3 separate regions of the Mus musculus genome follow, and regions 1 and 3 are each linked to region 2. A link is a contact called in ENCODE POLR2A ChIA-PET data. All regions are on one chromosome and are shown on one strand. The core of a region is the stretch at or near the end of the contact, and the rest is flanking DNA. Distances in the headings are between cores, read along the strand shown. Region 1 holds the start of Bcas3 (breast carcinoma amplified sequence 3). Region 2 holds the start of Appbp2 (amyloid beta precursor protein (cytoplasmic tail) binding protein 2). Region 3 holds the start of 1700125H20Rik (RIKEN cDNA 1700125H20 gene).

Evidence for each region. ChIA-PET counts read pairs that join two places held with the same protein, here RNA polymerase II (POLR2A).
Region 1: POLR2A ChIA-PET joins it to region 2 with 28 read pairs in embryonic stem cell. The contact joins the promoter of Bcas3 here to the promoter of Appbp2 in region 2. POLR2A ChIA-PET finds 5 or more read pairs at or near these places in 4 of 5 experiments (Patski and embryonic stem cell).
Region 3: POLR2A ChIA-PET joins it to region 2 with 16 read pairs in Patski. The contact joins the promoter of 1700125H20Rik here to the promoter of Appbp2 in region 2. POLR2A ChIA-PET finds 5 or more read pairs at or near these places in 5 of 5 experiments (Patski and embryonic stem cell).

What each region holds. Positions count from the first base shown.
Region 1 is chr11:85,351,679-85,354,622 of GRCm38, forward strand. Bcas3 (breast carcinoma amplified sequence 3) reads left to right here and starts at 1,486. Exons shown (of 24, transcript NM_001166643.1): 1 at 1,486-1,555.
Region 2 is chr11:85,233,276-85,236,505 of GRCm38, forward strand. Appbp2 (amyloid beta precursor protein (cytoplasmic tail) binding protein 2) reads right to left here and starts at 1,845. Exons shown (of 13, transcript NM_025825.3): 1 at 1,397-1,845. The coding sequence starts at 1,534. Appbp2os (amyloid beta precursor protein (cytoplasmic tail) binding protein 2, opposite strand) reads left to right here and starts at 1,891. Exons shown (of 4, transcript NR_028329.1): 1 at 1,891-2,057.
Region 3 is chr11:85,169,180-85,172,362 of GRCm38, forward strand. It overlaps 1700125H20Rik (RIKEN cDNA 1700125H20 gene), which reads left to right and starts at 1,917. Exons shown (of 6, transcript NM_028589.1): 1 at 1,917-2,048. The coding sequence starts at 1,998.

The DNA.
Region 1 (2,944 bases), core at 236-2,735, 120 kb after region 2:
GATCTGTATGTCAAATAAAGCCTTTCTTCAACAAGTTTTTTGTTTGTTTATTTTTTCGAGACAGGGTTTCTCTGTGTAGCTCTGGCTGTCCTGGAACTCACTCTGTAGACCAGGCTGGCCTCGAACTCAGAAATCTGCCTTCCTCTGCCTCCCAAGTGCTCGGAGTTCGGAGTGCCCCACCATTGCCCAGCCAGCGAGTTTCTTTTGGTCTTGGTGTTTCGTCACAGCAATAGAAACCCTAACTAAGACATATGGCCATGGAAATGAGTTTTTTTGGCCTTGACCACGACCTCCAGCTAACTCTTGACACTGATGACATGCCTAAAAAGTCTACTTTAACCTGTATGATAGGCAAAGGTACTTTTACGAATTCCTTGTTGGTCATACCTAGCCGCCTAGTCCACATCTAGGCAGGAGCATCATGTCCAAATTCCAGGCCCGTTTATTATTTTTAAAAGAATTATATCTTATTAAAAAAGATTTTTTGGAAGGGACAGTGTTTTCAAACTTGGTGGCACTGGACTGGCTTAGAACTTGTTATGTACACCAGTGCTGGGAATATAGGGAATATAGTGCATGTGTTACTGGAATCCCATAAAAAGAGATTTTGGTACAGGTTACTAGGTGCTCAGGGGAAAGATATATGGGAAAGCTAGGAGTGTGATTGTGGGTTTCTTTAAGCAAGAGCTCCCGGCCTACGACTACTTGAGACTCCATGAACCCTTAAGACGTATCCAATGCCATCTTGCAAAGCCCCAGGTAGTCTTCTTAGACTCTCTATGGATCCCTATATTGTGCAACAAGTTCCCCCTTCCAAAGTCTGGGGCCTCTCCATTTCCAGATGTTCACGAACATCCATTCCTATGACAGTAACCATTAAGGACTCCAACAAAATTTCTTACAGGCCCCCTTATTCAGAGCAAGACGTACTCAGCAGGGGACTGAACACGGACTGCCAGCCTAGACTCCCGGAAGGTAAACACAGCGCCGCGGGCGGGGTGGAGGGCGGGCTCGGGCAGCCTGAGTGGTCAGGTAAAAGTGATTGGCAGCTGCCACGTCCACGTGCTTTTAGCTTCAAATCAGCTGTCGCGAGAATTCGATGTAAACACACCAGTATACCTGGCTTCGGGCTCCTCGCTGGAGACTTCTGGCTGAGGTCCGCAGGTATTTGGTGCATGTAGCGTTTCCTTAAAACAGAAAATCCACCAAGGTGCCTCTTCCAGGCCCGCAGACACGCCTGCCTTTTCTCCCCTGCCGCCTGCATTCACAACCGAACCTGACCCACCCGCTTCACCCGAACTTCCATACTGTTGTGTTTTCCCTCCAGCCCCAGCGGATTGGATGGATTCTGAAGGCGGGTCCGCCTCTTTCCTACTCGCTGGTTGGCGAAGCTGACCTCCAAGGGCGGTGCCGCGCCGGGGCCAGTTTGCTCCTGGGATTGGCTGATGCGGTGGTTCCGCCGAGGCGTGGTAGGAAGTGCTAGCCGTCAATCACGAGGGAGACTCCAAACAGTGAGCCTGAAGCTGGAGAACAGCGTTTACCGGCGGAGCGGCCGGTGAGAGGGCTGGCGGGTCTTTGGCTTAGGGGAGGTTTGGAGAGGGAAAGGGACAGGCAGCATGAGGAAACAGGGCTTGACCAGCCCCAGTTGACGGGGAAAGGTGCTGAAACTGGAGGAGAGCTGGGCAAGAGGCCAGAGGGCGGCCGGGGGCAGTGGTGGTAGGGCTTTGGAGGTGAAGTGTGGAGTGTTGTTCCCGTGACTTTGGGGAGAGTGGGGCCCGAGGGGCTTTCGAGGAGCTGTTCTCAAGTGACAAGGCCTTTAAAGGACAGAGGTGGGGAGACTGGTTCGGGTAATAGAGGGTGGAATGAAGATGAGAGTACTGAGGGGTCTGGTGAAAGGTACTGCCTAAGAAAGGGGTAGCTGGACTAGTTGGGACAATGGGTTGTTTGGGTTGTATAGGAATGTGGGGATCAACAGTTTGGGGTTTTTCAAATGAGGTGGTACAGTGAACCCTTCTTAAAAGTGATGCTTTTAGGCTGTGGGCTTTCCTGAGCCTTGTAAGACATCTTTAGTTCTGTTGCCAGTCCCCCTTTAACCATAATGAAGCAGACTCTGTACTCTCCAAACCACCTCTATGATTCAGAAACTCATTAGATAGTCAAGGTCTGGGACTTACTTAGACTGTGGGAAAATCCAGAGGCTCCTTATATTATACGAGTTTATATTCCAAATTTGTTTACACGCTGGTGATTACGTTACAATAGCTGGAGGTTAAAATATTATTTAAATGTGGCTACACAGTTTTATCTGTCCTCAACAGATTTATCTGAAGGCAGAGTGGTATCCTGTTACGTGTATTTGTTCTGAGGCTCACATGGGCCATCTGGTCTTTATATGGCTGTGCCCTTAAGGTTGACTTTGAACTCCTGATCCTCCTGCCTCTGCCTCTCAGGCATGCATATGCATCACCACCTGTGACCAGCTTTTTAAATTATTATTATTATTATTATTATTATTATATTTTTAAAAATAAAATACTAAGAATCTCAGGCTTACATTGCCCTTGAACTCAAGGCAATTTCCTTGCCTCAGCCTCCTGGGAACTGGAACTGCTGGTATGTTATGTCCCACTGAGCTTTATATTTGCATTTCTTTATTTTTCTTTTTTTAAAGATTTATTTATTTTTATATATGTAAGTACACTGTCGCTGTCTTCAGATATACCAGAAGAGCGCTTCATAACCCATTACAGATGGTTGTGAGCCACCATGTGGTTGCTGGGAATTGAACTCAGGACCTGTGGAAGAGCAGTCAGTGCTCTTAACCCCTGAACCATCTCTTCAGCCCTATATTTGTTTTTCTAAGTGATCCTGTGTTATATAGTTCCCATTTAGTTCTCTGTCTCTTTTCCTCCTAGTTATAAATTATAGGAAGATTCTGCCAAAG
Region 2 (3,230 bases), core at 595-3,094:
TGCAGCAGTTTTCCAGGTTGAGCAAAACAAATTAATTTGTCCTTGGTACCGATGTAGCCTAAATGCATAAAACTAACATTAGTCACACACAAGTAATCAATGTATCAAAACCATTTGGAATGGAGGGAGGTTTCCTTCTAAATCGAAAAATTTTAACACATGCTGTCAAGATGAATCTTCTCCAGGTATTTAGGAGAGAAATGAGTTTACCTGTTAAGTAAGGGTTGGTGCAAAGCAGCAGCAGGGTTTATAGACTGCAGTATGTCAGTTGCTAATTCTGAAAGAATGTTCTCAAGCTGGAAAAAGCAGACAATCTCTCTAATAAAACAAACGCCCTAAAACACCGAACAAAGATAAGAATATACAAATCTGCTAAATATCAAATTACACTGCTGGGAGACAACTAACTAATCAAGTAATACTAAAGATCTAAAAATAAAAGCTCTACTGGTCATATTTTGCAAAAGTGGCTACTGGAAACTGAAATTCTCGCTGACTCAAAGCAAGGATCCCTGAATAAGGCCAGTGTTCACACTCAAACGTGGGGGAGAGGAAAAGGGAGGCTCCGAGTCCATAAAGTTCTCCTCCCTCTCAGAACACTGCAAAAATTGTCCACGTCTATGAACACTTACCCTTGAAACTCCTTGGAGAGCAACTTGGGACTTTCTGTGCAGATTTTTGAGAGGGAGCGACGCAAGAATGCTGCAAAATCGCACTTTTCATACACATTGGTATAATTCAGATTTCTACTTCTTGCTTTCAGGGAATTTCACTGCGTCCTTTCTAAAGATCCAGTCTATTACTAATCTATTAGTAAAATTCCCAATTTAACCCAAAGTGTAAACCGAAAAACCAAAACAAACCTAGAAACCACACAAAAAAGCTTTCAAGGATATGCAAATGAAGCCCACAGACCATTTTCATTAAGCCCTAACTAAATCATTTCGGATTGAAAGAAAGGAAAGGGACGAAACTCGGATTAGAGAAGGGAGGGGAAAAAAAAAAGAAAAAGAAAGAAAGCAGTTACTCGGGTAAAGAGGATCGACGAGATGACAAAGTAGGGAGAATTAGGGGTGGAGCGGAACAAAAAAGTCCAGCTGATACAAACACTAGAGAAGACAGAAAATACCCCAGCGACTAGAGGACCGGGTGGGACTCGGCTGGGTCAGGCATTCCCGCAGGCCTACCCTGGGGCCCCTAAGGGGATGGCGGATAGCTCTCACACAAGAACCCCCCCGGGCCGCACAGACCGGGAGGCAGACGCGGGGGTGGCGGCGTATCGGAAAGCGGCCACCGCAGCCGACGCTACCTCGAGAGCTACAGGCCGGGCCGTGGACGTGGAAGGGGGTGCGGCCCAGGAGCAGCGGCGGGGTCCGATAGAACAGATCGCCTGTACCTTGTAGTAAACGTCGAACTGGATATTCTCCGGCAAGGAGCGGATGTCGCGGCGCGAGCGGATGTAGTTGTCCACGACAGCGGAGATGGCGGTGTTGTAGAGCGTCTCCGGGATCCACTCGAGCTCCACGGCCGCCATCTTCCCTCGCTCCTCCTCCGCCTCCTCCCGCAGGCCTCCGCCTCCCTCCGTAGCGAACCCGTGTGAGGCTCCGGAGGCTTCCGAGGGGCGGCGACCACGCGGGCGAGCGGGCGTGCGCGCGCCTCTCGGACCCGGCTGCCGGGCCTCTGCGTGCGCGCGCGGCCTGAGGGCAGATGGTGCTGGCGGTAGCGGCGGTAGCGGCGGCCACGGAAGATCCGGACGAACGCAGACCACGACCGTACCGAGAGCCTCACATTCCCAACAGGAGAGCGAGCCCAGTTCCGTCCAGGCTCTCAGCTCTGCATGGGCGGGGCTGCGTGTGTGCGTCATGACGTCAACGCGCGACGCGCCGACGCGCCCGGGAAGGAATGCGGCAGGCGGAAAACTTGCGGAGAAAGAGCGCGGAGCGTCTGAGGGGCGCTGGGTGCTTGTTCCTAAAGGACGAGACACCGGGGAAGCTGGGCGGTAGTTGGAGTGGTGTTTTATCCAGCGTGCTGTGGCTCTCCAACACAGTCTCGTTTCAGTGAGTTTTTCGACGACAGCCCTCTTCAACTTTAAGAATTGATCTTTTAGATCAACGAACTTTAGGACTGATCTTTTTTTCACAAAAGTGCACAGCACGGACGGGGCATGGTGGTGCACTTGGAATGGATCGCTTGGGAGGCAGAGGCAGGGGTATCTCCTGAGGTCAAGGTCTATGGAGTGAGACCCTGTCTCAAACAAAGAAAATCTATATTGAGGGATGTGGTGGCCCATCACTTTTATCCCAGCACTGCAGAGACAGAGGCAGGTGGATTTCTGTGAGCTCCAGGCCAGCCTGGTCTACAGTGTGAGTTCCAGGCCTGTCCCTCTTGCTCTGGCCCTGTTGTCTCCTGCTCTACTCGCTCAGCCCTAGCTCATAGATTCTTTTTCATTGGGGATGGTTGTGAGCCACCATGTAGTTGCTGGGATTTGAACTCATGACCTCCGGAAGAGCAGTCGGTGCTCTTAATCAACTGAGCCATCTCACCAGCCCCTATCCAATTTTATTTTATTTTAAATTTTGGTTTTTCGAGACAGGGTTTCTCTGTATAGCCCTGGCTGTCTTGGAACTCACTTTGTAGACCAGGCTGGCCTCGAACTCAGAAATCTGCCTACCTCTGCCTCCCGAGTGCTGGGACAATTTTCTTTTTTCTTTTTTTTTAAAAGAAGAAAAATTTGTTTAACATGCCCTGGCTCTCCTAGAACTTTATCTGTAGACCAGGCTAGCCTCAAGTCACAGAGATCTTGCTGCCTCTGCCTCGCTAGTGCTGGGATCAAAGGTAGTTGCCAGCATTTTTTTACTGAGCAATCATTCAAGCCCCGTTTCCCCATTTTTGCATTGAAAAAAAAAAGAATCTATTAAATGTTTTGGCTTGCCTACCAAATTCTTCTAGTAGTCTGAGAATGCATGTCAAACAAATGGAGAAATGCACTTTAAATCCAGTGAAACTGATTAACCATACACACATTTAAACTTCTTCAGTCCTGTGATTTCTTAGGCTATAATTGACAAACCTGGGAAAGCTGTAGTCAGCCTCAAAATAGGGTTGACAGATTTATCAAGTTTAAAAAAAAAACATAGAAACCTCTAAAACACCCTTTGATTGATTGATTGATGATTGATTTTGAGTCAGGGTCCTACTTATGGGCATGGCTGGCCTGGAACAATAACTTG
Region 3 (3,183 bases), core at 667-3,166, 64 kb before region 2:
TTACAGGCATGTGCGTCTGGTTTCTGTAGTGCTGGGCATGAAACCCAGGACATTCTGCGTGATAAGAAAGCACTCTGCCAACTATCCCCCTCCTAGTTTGTCCTCCCACTCCAGTCTTTCCACTGTCTCTTCATAATACATTTTTAAGTTTTGTTTTTTGAGACAAAATTGTGCTGTGTTGTCCAGACTGGCCTTGACCTTACAACAGTCCTAGGTCTTGTGCCTTCCTGGACACGACTATTACAAGGTCCCGCCCTGGCCAGCTTAGCAGCAGGACAGAGGAAGCAGAATGAGGGCCATCCCCTGGGGGCTTTTGGAGCATATACTCCAACACCTTTTTAGTGCATATTCAAAAACGGAACCGTGTGCACATGCTGCTGCTCTCAGCTCAGGAGCTTTAGGCGTAGAATAGCACTTGGACACGGGGGACAGATATGTGACATAACATTTTATTTATCCTAGTGACATCTTCAGAATGCCACTATTGTCAATTTTTTTCTCCTTAAGGCTCTCCCCAGGATGGACAGAGGTAATGCATGTTCTACATTTTCAAACACATTGTTTACTGACAATTTTATAGAGTGTCTAGGAGGCTTTCTTTTGCCTTCCTCTTACCAACATGGTTGTCCTTAGCTGTGAAATAATCCTCAGGGAGCAGGTCTTCCAAAGTGAAGCAGAGAAGTAGGGACTTTGATTGTCCCCATCTCCTCTCCACAATTTGCTAAACATAATAGTACAGAGAATAGTTTATTTCTGGACAGAAAAGGAACTCGCCCCAAACCCCAGGGTCTCCTGGCCTGTCCAGCCTTGGAGCTGGTAAGAGCTGCCATGTCCTGACCTGTGAGGCTAGATGGACAGAGGGAAGTTCTATTGGCTGACCCAGAGGCCACCAAAGAATAGGGAGAACATGATCAAACTGAGCGACATCCAAGAGGCCCTGGAGATGGAACCCAGCGTTCCAGGGGAAACATGGCTTAAATGGATAAACTGCAGCTGCAACGGTCTTTTACACCGGGCAACTCGCTACGCTAGCTGGGGAAAGACACGAGGGGGCGCTGGTGCCCTGCTAGGGACAAAGCTTGTCCTGACCGAGCGGCTGAGCACCCATCAGCCGGAACCATGCCTGCAGCTCAAGACACTGCTGATAAGTGTTTGCTCGGTCGCCCCGGCCTCCCGCTGGCATGCTGGAGAAGCCAGAGCACTCCGAATCCAACCAAAAGCCTTACTTCTGTTTCAGTGGCCACTGACTTAAGGCAAGTGATAGGACCTCGGCTACCCAGGCTCATTATGAAACAGGGTCACTACTTGGCACCTACTCCCAGGAAGGTTTTGGTGAGATTAATGAAATACATGCCAGCTGGTACTTTTGTAAGTGCCCTTAAAGCAACCCAAACATCACTCCACACAATCATTTATTAACTAGATGGCTACAGGGCGCTAGCAGTGTATTTCAGTAGAGATTTATTATATTCCATTCTCTCTTTCAGCACACCTTTTAGTCCTTTGTTCTGGAAAAGACTGTTACAACTCTCCCCTCCCCGCCCCCGCGCCCCCAATACACACACTTTCTCTCTCAATAAGCCTCCGGAATAACTGCGGAGTGGTGTCCATCCAGGAAAATTACTTCAGAAACTTTACCGAGGTTTAAAATCAATAGCTTCTGGCCAGAGGTGTGCCATTTGGTCCTAGTCAGCTGTAAGCACTGACACACAACCCCCCCAAAAAAAAGTGGGGTGGGGGGGACAGCACACGTGGCTCACTGACTTACCTAGTCCAGATCCCAGCTGAAGGAGATAGTTGGCTGCCACCCTGAGGCATGAGTGAACAGGGTAGAGAGGGGCCTGAGCTCTGTGTTGGCAGTTGCCATGGTTTTGCTCCGAGTTCTGGAGCCAACCTGCCCACTACCTGGGGCACTCAGGTCACAGAAGCAGTAAGTTAGAAGTCTGTGGGGAACCTGAGACTGTGCTATCCTGGTGTCTGCCCACCCAGCTGTTGAGATGGAAGCCTCAGATTGGCAAGGGGGTGAAGGAGACAAGCCACTAGAGAAGGTGAAGTGAGGCTGGGATGTGAGGGAACCAGGGAAGGGCTGGTTTTGGAAAGCCACGAACATGAAATTCAAGGAAGGAGACAAGATGAGAAAATGGTGGAGTATGTGGGTTGGCAAAAGCCCCAAAGAACAAGAGAACACAATTCCTTCAGACAGTTGGGCCAGGGTGTAGCTCAGGAGTAGAGAGCTTGCCTGCCCTAGTCCTGGGTTTGACTCCCCAGAGCCGCAAAGCAGGGGTAAGCAAGTAGGAAACGTGTTTATCAAAGCTGTGTTTCTGTCAAGACAGTGAGAAGTCCCATTTGATCATTAGTTATAAAGGGTTACCCATGTCCATGTGAGCACACGTATGTGTTACGGTCTCTGTTCAGTTATGTGCTGTGTTTATGGAGTTAGCCAAAGTCCCCCACTCTCTACAGTTGGGGGGAACCTGTCCTGTACCTACTTTACCTAGCTTCCCTTCAGAGTGCTCTGAGTGTGGCTCTTCCTCTCCTGAACTCCAACGGCAAGTAATCCAATTGTTCTGAGAGGCTTTGAAAATGTGAGTTTAACCCTAGCACTTAGGAGGCAGAGGCAGATGGAGCTCTGTGAATTCAAGACCAGCCTGGTCTACAGAGTGAGTTCCAGGACGGCTAGGGCTGCACAGAGAAAGTGGTTTCATTGTTTGGGGGAGGAAAAAAAGCAAGCAAACAAAAAATCCTAAACAACAAACAAAAATCCCAAAACACAAGCAAACAAAAATGAAAAAAGACAAGAAACTTTAAGTTTCAAACCCAGTTAACACCAGTCTAATAATCCTGTGCTAAATCAGTAATATTTCAGACCCTTTGTCACCACTAGTTTTCAGTTCCCTTTGCTTCACTTTGTGTCACAAGTCCCTTGTTACCACCACCACCCTTTACCGGGTGCCCTTCATGCATGCCATGATGCTAACATTTAGAGATGCATAGACATTGGCCTGGCACCTCGGTATGTCCAAATGAAAGGAGACATGGGCCGGGCATGGTGGTACACACCTTTAATCCCAGCACTCAGGAGGCAAAGGCAGGCAGATCTCTGAGTTCGAGGCCAGCCTGATCTACAGAGTGAGTTCCAGGACAGCCAGGGCTACACAGAGAAACTGTGTCTCAAAAAACCAA